Linked DNA regions of Homo sapiens: region 1 is linked to region 2. A link is a contact called in ENCODE Hi-C or POLR2A ChIA-PET data. All regions are on one chromosome and are shown on one strand. The core of a region is the stretch at or near the end of the contact, and the rest is flanking DNA. Distances in the headings are between cores, read along the strand shown.

What was found. Hi-C counts contacts between places; a loop is a spot of excess contacts on that map. ChIA-PET counts read pairs that join two places held with the same protein, here RNA polymerase II (POLR2A). Pooled maps may share reads with other maps.
Region 1: a map of CD14-positive monocyte shows a loop between it and region 2 (2.4-fold over the local background). The contact joins two enhancer-like sites. A Hi-C loop is called at or near these places in 5 of 168 maps with a recorded cell type or tissue (B cell, CD14-positive monocyte, CD4-positive, alpha-beta memory T cell and 2 more), 5 of 37 single-sample maps with no recorded cell type and 14 of 50 pooled maps. POLR2A ChIA-PET finds 5 or more read pairs at or near these places in 6 of 52 experiments (A673, CD8-positive, alpha-beta memory T cell, H1 and 3 more).

What each region holds. Positions count from the first base shown.
Region 1 is chr2:224,868,129-224,872,158 of GRCh38, reverse strand. The region is part of intron 11 of DOCK10 (dedicator of cytokinesis 10); the gene reads left to right. Among named protein-coding and RNA genes, the nearest start is that of MIR4439, 140 kb to the left of the region's middle. Within about 2 kb of position 2,423, at least 3 of the 41 ENCODE cell types and tissues checked have a DNase peak (open chromatin) inside an H3K27ac peak, as active enhancers do.
Region 2 is chr2:225,000,333-225,004,571 of GRCh38, reverse strand. The region is part of intron 1 of DOCK10 (dedicator of cytokinesis 10); the gene reads left to right. Among named protein-coding and RNA genes, the nearest start is that of MIR4439, 8.1 kb to the left of the region's middle. Within about 2 kb of position 2,356, at least 6 of the 41 ENCODE cell types and tissues checked have a DNase peak (open chromatin) inside an H3K27ac peak, as active enhancers do.

The DNA of each region.
Region 1 (4,030 bases), core at 1,174-3,673, 130 kb after region 2:
AAAATGGAAATGTGTCACCAATAAGAATCTTGTCAAAAAATGAAGCTGTTTTATATTCTATAACTTTGACTGTGTACTAGGTGTGAGTAGAAATGAAAGTAGTTGAAGTCAGGTTTATTCATTCTCCAAATATACTTATTCCAAGTGTCTACTGTGAGCCAAACTTGTCCTAAGAACTGGGAAAACAGGAAGTAACTAGATAAGCAAGGTCCCTAGTGTCTTGAAGATTAGATTCTTTTTGAAAACGGCAGAAAGTAAACAAGAAAACTCACAATTTAAGTGCACATTATGCAAAGTTCTTTAAAAGAAATAAATATGGAGAGATGTGTTCCAGAGGAATTCAGGAAAGGGTTACTTTAGACAGGATGGTCATGGAAGGCCCTCTCGGCAGAGGTGATTTTGAACAGAGACCTAAAGGTTGGGAAGGATAAAAAGGCAGGTCAGGGGAGAACATTCTAGGCAGAAGAAAGAGAAGTACAAATGCACCAAGACAGGTAAGCTTTAGCAAGTTCTAGGAACTGAAAAGAGTTAGGGAGGTGAAGGGTATACCAAGATGATGTAGAAGAAACAGAGATAAGATGATGTAGGGCCTTAAGCCATAGTAAAGAGTTTGAATTTATCCTAAGTGTGATTGGAAGCTATTCAATGGTTTAAAGCACTTTAAAAACAAGAGTTGTCCAAGAAGAAGAATTAGGAGGCTACTACCACCGTTTATTGCATGGCTTGAACAAGGGCTGGCAAGGGAGAAGGAGAGAAATGGGTGGATTGGACTGGTGTTTTGTAAATTGGGCTGATAAGCTTTCCTAATGTATTGGATATACTGGATAATGGAAAAAGAAATCTCAAGGGTGAGTACTGGTTTTTGTTTTGGACGGTTTTACACATTGTGATGCCATTTACTAAAATGGTAACACGGGAGGGAGATTTGCACAATACAGGTCAAAAATACCATTATGAACATGTTTCACTTGTTGGTACTATTAGATATCCAAAGAGAGATGTCTTAGGGACAGATTCAAATGCAAGTTTGGCGGCCAGGCACGGTGGCTCACACCTGTAATCCCAGCACTTTGGGAGGCCAAGGCAGGCAGATCACCTGAGGTCAGGAGTTCAAGACCAGCCTGTCCAACATGGCAAAACCTTGTCTCTACAAAAAATACAAAAATTAGCTGTACACAGTGGCACACGCCTGTAGTCCCAGCTACTTAGGAGGCTGAGGCAGAAGAATCGCCTGAACCCAGGAGGTGGAGGTTGCAGTAAGCCGAGATCATGCCACTGCACTCCAGCCTGGGTGACACAGTGAGACTCCGTCTCAAAAAAAAAAAAAAAAAAAAAAAAAAAAATGGAGTGGCCATGAATGGAAATACAAATTTGGAAGTCTAGTTCAGACAATGATGTTGGTTGGGGGGAGAGGGGCGGGATCTAAAAATATCTATGACCATAGAGAAGGGGCCAGGAACCAAATAAAATATCTGAAGAATGAATAGAGAAGTGACCAAAGAAGACTAAACAGGGATGGCTGTTGGGATAAAGATAAACCAAGGAATACTGTATCATGAAACCAAGAGCAAATGGGTAGCTATGGGATTGGTGCCAAGAAGCTGAGGAACATGAAGTGAAAGAGGAGTCCATCTGGTAGACATGGCAAAGTGGAGGATGTTGATGACTATGGCAAGAGCAGCTCCCATGGAATGCAAAGTGTTAGGAGTAATCTGATCATGCTTTCAGGCAGGATTTTAAAATAAAAACAAAACAAAAATCTAGAAACTTAGTCCTTGAAACCATTTGGAAATACCTGTATTAGTCTGTTCTCATGCTGCTAAGAAAGACATACCCAAGACTGTAATTTATAAAGGAAGGAGGTTTAATTGACTCACAGTTCAGCATGACTGGTGAGGCCTCAAGAAACTTACAATCATCATGGAAGGGGAATCAAACATGTCCTTCTTCACATGGCGGCAGCAAAGGGAAATGCCAAGCAAAAGGGGGAAAAGCCCCTTATAAAACCATCAGATATTATGAGAACTCACTCACTATCATGAGAACAGCATGAGGGTAACTGCCCCCATAATTCAATTACTTCCCACTGGGTCCCTCCTATGACATGTGAGGATTATGAGAACTACAATTTAAGATGAGATTTGGGTGGTGACACAGCCAAATCATATCATTACCTCAAATGGTAATGTCACTTAGTCACCTTGTTAAATAAAAATAGATGCTTTTTTTGACCCAGAACATATTTAAATGTAATTTAAAATGCAATTTAGAAACTGAAAATCAAAGATAGTGGGCTTTTCTTTCTACTGCCAGGGGCATATGACTCCTTCCACGTGAATTCCTTTCTTTGTACTAAGACCCATATTCAGAAGCCAAATGTTTGTATTTGGGCCAATCTCCCCAGGCAAGAGAACACAGCCAAGTACAGAGAACCAAGTTAGTGTGTCCTTTGGTATCTGTCAGGCCAAAGGGTTAAGTTGATTTGGAGTGTTTTGTACGTCAGTGTTGTTTTTCATTTTACAGTTGATACATATGTTGAAAAACTAGGAAATTACTTTAGAAAAATAATTTCATTGTGCCTATAAGCAATAACACAAAAAATAATGTCAGCCTCACCTTCACAGCAGTTTGTTATTTAATACCATTGTTTTTTAAAAATCAGTGTTTATTTATTCACTGACACTCTTTCATTAATGAATCTATTTTTAAACTCATTGTTCTTAATTCAATGAGCATGTTTTAAATTAATTGAAATATTTCTCCAAGCTGCTTAGGAGCCAACTACTGCATTTAATGAATGAGATTCTGAAGACTCCCTGAAATAACATCCTCATGATGAGAAAACAATGTTTGACAGCATGTAATTTTTTAGTCAGTAAATTGAAAACCAAATTCAAGTTGATGGTTTTGTAGTATAAAATATTTCTTTGAAAATAGAAATTGACTCCAAAAATCTGAACTAATAAAGCTACATCACAGTAGAACTACATTTAAAATTTTATCTTTGCGAGTTTTTTTCAGAAGAGTACAGAATTCTAAACACAAGAAACCTATGAATTAATTTGTTAGGCTTTGCAGATGCTTTGTTAAATCCTCACTGGAAAGCCAGTGATTTGACATTTATTTTGAAAAGGTGGATTGGAAGAAAGAAATGAATCACCACATGAGCTTTAATTTTTGATGGGTTATCAAAGTAGGTATTTATTTCCATTCACAAAGTAGAAATGAAAATCAAAATGCAACAATTCAGGAAAAAAGATGGGTTTTGCTTTGACCTTCAATGTGTTTTGAGTTCCCACTTTAGTTGTTTTTCTGTAATTTTTGCATTTTTCAACTCTTGGCAGACTACTACTACCACAAAACAAGAGTTTTTCTGTATTAATTTAAATTGGTATACTATAAACTTTTACTTTGTAATTGCTTTATATTTTAAAAAATAATTTATTGAATTTATCTTATATGCAAAAACTTTTTTCTAACAGTAAGGGAGCTGGCAAGTATTGCTAATATTAAGAAATTGGACTTGTCCCCCCCGTATAAACTAGTCACATTACTACATTTCAAAAGATAGGAGATACTGTTAAGCATTTAACAAAACCCACAGTGTGAGTGAGTCTGTGTAGTAATAAACTGGATCACAATAGGGTGTTTCACTATAATCTGTTTGCCCCTAGAATACTGGTAGAGATTGGCATCAACTCAAACTTAAGTAGCATTTTAAAACAGTAAAAATGCTAGTTTTTATAGGCGTATTCCAACTTTAATCACATAAATGTGTAACTACATATATGTGCATGTATGCAATATATGTATATATGTACATATATGTATGTAATTACATATGCATATATTAATTTGGTCTTTGTCTCTGTTGTATGTGACATTTTTCTAGTTGACCATTCTTTCCTTCTTGAATCTTTCTTTGCTTCTGTGATACTCTGGCAACATTTAAAATTTTTTCATTTGTTTTGTAAAATTTTTCCCTACTTCCCAATCCATTTTATAAGTTGTTTTCCCTACTCCCATCTCC
Region 2 (4,239 bases), core at 1,107-3,606:
CTCTCTGAGCTTCCAGTTTCTCAACTTCAAAATAAGGATGCACTAGTTTCCTAGGGCCACCATAACAAATGAGCATAACTTAAGTGGCTTATGACAACAATAGATATTTATTCTTACAGGCCAGAAGTCCAAAATCAAGTCAGCAGGGCCACACTCCCTCTAAAAGTTCTAGGGGCAAATCCTGCCTTGCCTCCTCCAGTTTCTGGTGGCTCCAAGAATGCCTTGGCCTGTGGCCACACAACTCCAGTCTCTGCCTTCGTCTTCATATGTCTTTCCCACCTTTTCTTCCTTTTCTCTCTGTGTCTTTTCCTCTGCTATCTCATAAGAACACTTTTCATTGGATTTACGGCCAGCTTAAATAATCCAAGAGGATTTCATCTTGAAAGGCTTAACTCATCTGCAAAGAGCCTTTTTCCAAATAAGGTCACATTCATGAGTTCCAGTGATTGGGATATGGGCATATCTTTGGGGGAGCCACTTTGCAACCCACTGCAAGGAATGATCATGATACTTACATCACAGACAAAACGAAACGAGAAAATGCTGAGCACATACGACACAGTCAAGAAATGTTATCATCATTTTATGATAACTATCTCCTTAGTTTGTCATTATCATGTTTATTAACATTTTGATAGACCTAACTACATTTAACATAACAGTGAGCTCTATTATGATTGGACCTGTAGAGCAGATGTAAAACTCCAATTGCCACTGAACAAGTCACACAGAGAAAAGATGGCCTCTTTCCCCAAAGCAGCTTGGGAGTCACTGGCCTTATTTTATCAGTGTAAATGCACATTATGGACTTTAAAGAGACAATATTTCTTGTGGTTTAAGAGATAGGATGGCCATTAGGGATCAGGGATGCTAATGAAACATCAACAATGTTACCTTGTAAAATTTTGAACAAATACTACTATTAGATAAAACTTTTAATTTGAAACTAAAAGAAGTGAAGCGTATGTCTGTGTTTTAGATTTGCCTTTTTTGAACAAAAGGTTCATTCAGTCAAACATGAAGTCAACACACTCAGGAAAGTGTCAGGATTTCCAGATTGTGGGTCTTTCTTCTGATTCGAGTTGCATCAGCCACGGTTCTAAGGAGAATTCTACTCCCAAGATCAGCATTCTAGTGGAATCATAAAAGGTCCCACACCACCATCAGTGAACTTAGGATCTCCATGGGGATGTTTACCCAAAACTCAAACTGAAAAATGTAACCTTCCAGCCAGGCACGGTGGCTTACACCTGTAATCCCAGCACTTTGAGAAGCCGAGGCAGATGCATACTTGAGTCCAGGAGTTCAAGACCAGCCTGGGCAACATGGTGAAATCCTGCCTCTACTAAAAATACAAACATTAGCCAGGTGTGGTGGTACACACATAGTCCCAGCTACTCGGGAGGCTGAGGTGGGAGCATCACTTGAGCTCAGGAAGTCGAAGCTGCAGTGAGCTGAGATCATGCCACTGCACTCCAGCCTGGTGATAAAGTGAGACCCTGTCTCTAAAATAGAATAAAATAAAAATAAAAATGTAACCTTCAAATTCCTTCCCATTCTCAAATAGAGATGGAATTTGTCACTCTCAGAATTTACCCTGGTCATTTCTCGGTTCTTGCTGTCTGCCCCAAGACAGACCACACTGATGTGGTTCATACCAGTTCTGCAGTGTTGAGCGACCAACAACATTCTGTGGGTGACGAGATGCCACCTGCTGGCTTTTTTCTTTCTGCATATGTGGATGTTTACACCTGCCCGATCATGCAAGACAGACCACACTGATGTGGTTCATACCAATTCTGCAGTGTTGAGCATCCAACAACATTCCAGACTGTTTCTGGAAGCTGTGGGTGACGAGATGCCAGCTGCTGGCTTTTTTCTTTCTGCATATGTGGATGTTTACACCTGCCTGCCCATGCAACTAGCTCCTCGTGGCATGGCGTGGCCATTGTCTCACTATGATGAGGAGTCACTGAGACATTTTCTGTCTCCAAATATTCTCATCAGTTAACAGTTAAAGAGAGCTGAAGAGCTGACTAAATCTCAACTACTGAGGCCAAAGAAATGTATGACTTATCTATCAATAAAGGACCCTAAGAGGTGGAATCAGGCTTACATCTATGTAAACTCACTGAGAAAGCCGTGTTGTCATTGCTGTTCTTGGTCTGTGCCTGCTTTTATTCAGCATGCCACTTGGTAATGGAAACTTGAAGAAATGATACTACAAATAAGTGATATTGAGGATGACAGTCTGTTCATTTTTAAAGGGCAAAATGGCAAAAAGGATGCATTTGTCCTTTCAGACCTCTTCTCACAATGGACAGCAGGGGGCAGTGCTAATATAGGGAGAGTTTAGCATCAGGTAAACAAGTGGTATCGGCCTTCAAAAGTCAGATGCCTTCGTGAGCCACATAGCCTTTCACATTTGAAATACTCTAACTCACTTTTCCTCCCAAGTGTCATTTATTCATCCTTCACGGCCCAGGTCAAATAGCTTAGACTCTGAGAAGCCATATGGAATCCCCCTGACTGAATTACGCTCCCTCTCTCTTGGCTATGGGTTGCTTATGTGTGTCGCCTTACCATCTCCCCCCAGATTCACATGTTGAAATCCTAACTCCTTAGACGGTGGTATTAGGAGGTGGGGCCTTATGGAAGATGGTTAGGTCATGAGGGCAGAGCCCTCAGGAGTGGGATTAGTGCCCTTACGAAACAGGCTCAAGGGAGCTCATTTGCTCCTCCTACCATGTGAGGACAAACCAAGGAGATGCCATCTGTGAACCAGGAGGCAGGCCCTCACAGACACCACACCTGCCGACGCCTCGATCATGGACTTCCTGCCTCCAGAACTGTGTGAAATTAATTTTTGTTGTTTATAAACCACCCAGGTTATGGTATTTATTATAGCAGCCTGCATGGACTAAGACACTGCCCTTCCACAGTATTGCAAATAAAACTCTATTATAGAAAGTCTGTTGTATACTGGCCAGGCACAGTGGCTCATACCTGTAATCCCAGCACTTTGGGAGGCTGAGGCGGGTGGATCACAAGGTCAGGAGATCAAGACCATCCTGGCTAACATGGTAAAACCCCATCTCTACTAAATACACAAAAATTAGCCAGGCATGGTGGCGGGCACCTGTAGTCCCAGCTACTTGGGAGGCTGAGGCAGGAGAATGGCGTAAACCCGGGAGGCGGAGCTTGCAGTGAGCTGAGATCAAGCCACTGCACTCCAGCCTGGGTGGCAGAGCGAGACTCCGTCTCAAAAAAAAAAAAAAAAAAGGTCTGTTGTATATTGTTGTGTAGCTCTTTTCATTCATGACTTACCAAAGTCCCGAGCACCTACCTGCTAGTTCATCTATGTACTTACTGATAAATGCATATACCCTGAATGTGGCCAGACTACTGCTACTATTTCTACTATTAGTAGCTAACCAGTCACTTTAAAGTACTGATAAAATATCACTGCCCATAATAATGTTTGGCATCCCACTGTTGACACAAAACAGCACTAAGCCACTTCATAGTTTAACTCCAATTAACACATCATTAGCCAGATTAACACAATAGCTTCTAGTGATTAATTTTTTTTCTTTTTGAGATGGAGTCTCACTCTTGCCTAGGCTACAGTGCAGTGGCACGATCTCGGCTCACTGCAACCTCTGCGTCCTCAGTTCAAGCGATCCTCCTGCCTCAGCCTCCCGAGTAGCTGGGATTACAGGCGTAAGCCACCATGCTCAGCTAATTTTTGTATTTTTAGTACAGACGAGGTTTCACCAGGCCAGACTGGTCTCGAACTCCTGACTCCAAGTGATTCTCCTGTCTCAGGCTCCCAAAGTGCTGGGATTACAGGCATGAGCCACCCGGCCTGATTTTCTTTCTAGTAGTAGCCTATGACCTGTTTCGGGCAACCTTTCTCTGAGGGAAAGACACAGAAGCATGGCTGGCTCGTAGAGTCACTACTGTCAATCCCTTTTTCCCGCCCTACTGTTGGCGTAGACACCTTGGAGACATTGTGAACGTGTTGAAATTCTCCAGGCCTTCTCACAGGATTGGCACCAATTGCTTTCAATGAATTACGAACAGGAAATGCTCAAAACAATACAATTGTTTCTTCCTTTGCTAGAGAACTCAACTTTCACTCTTCCGCATGTGGAAAGCACAATTCCACGAATGACTGTAATAAATAGAATATGTGTTTATAGATACTAGGAGATCCCCAGCGGTTCTTTCCTTCTA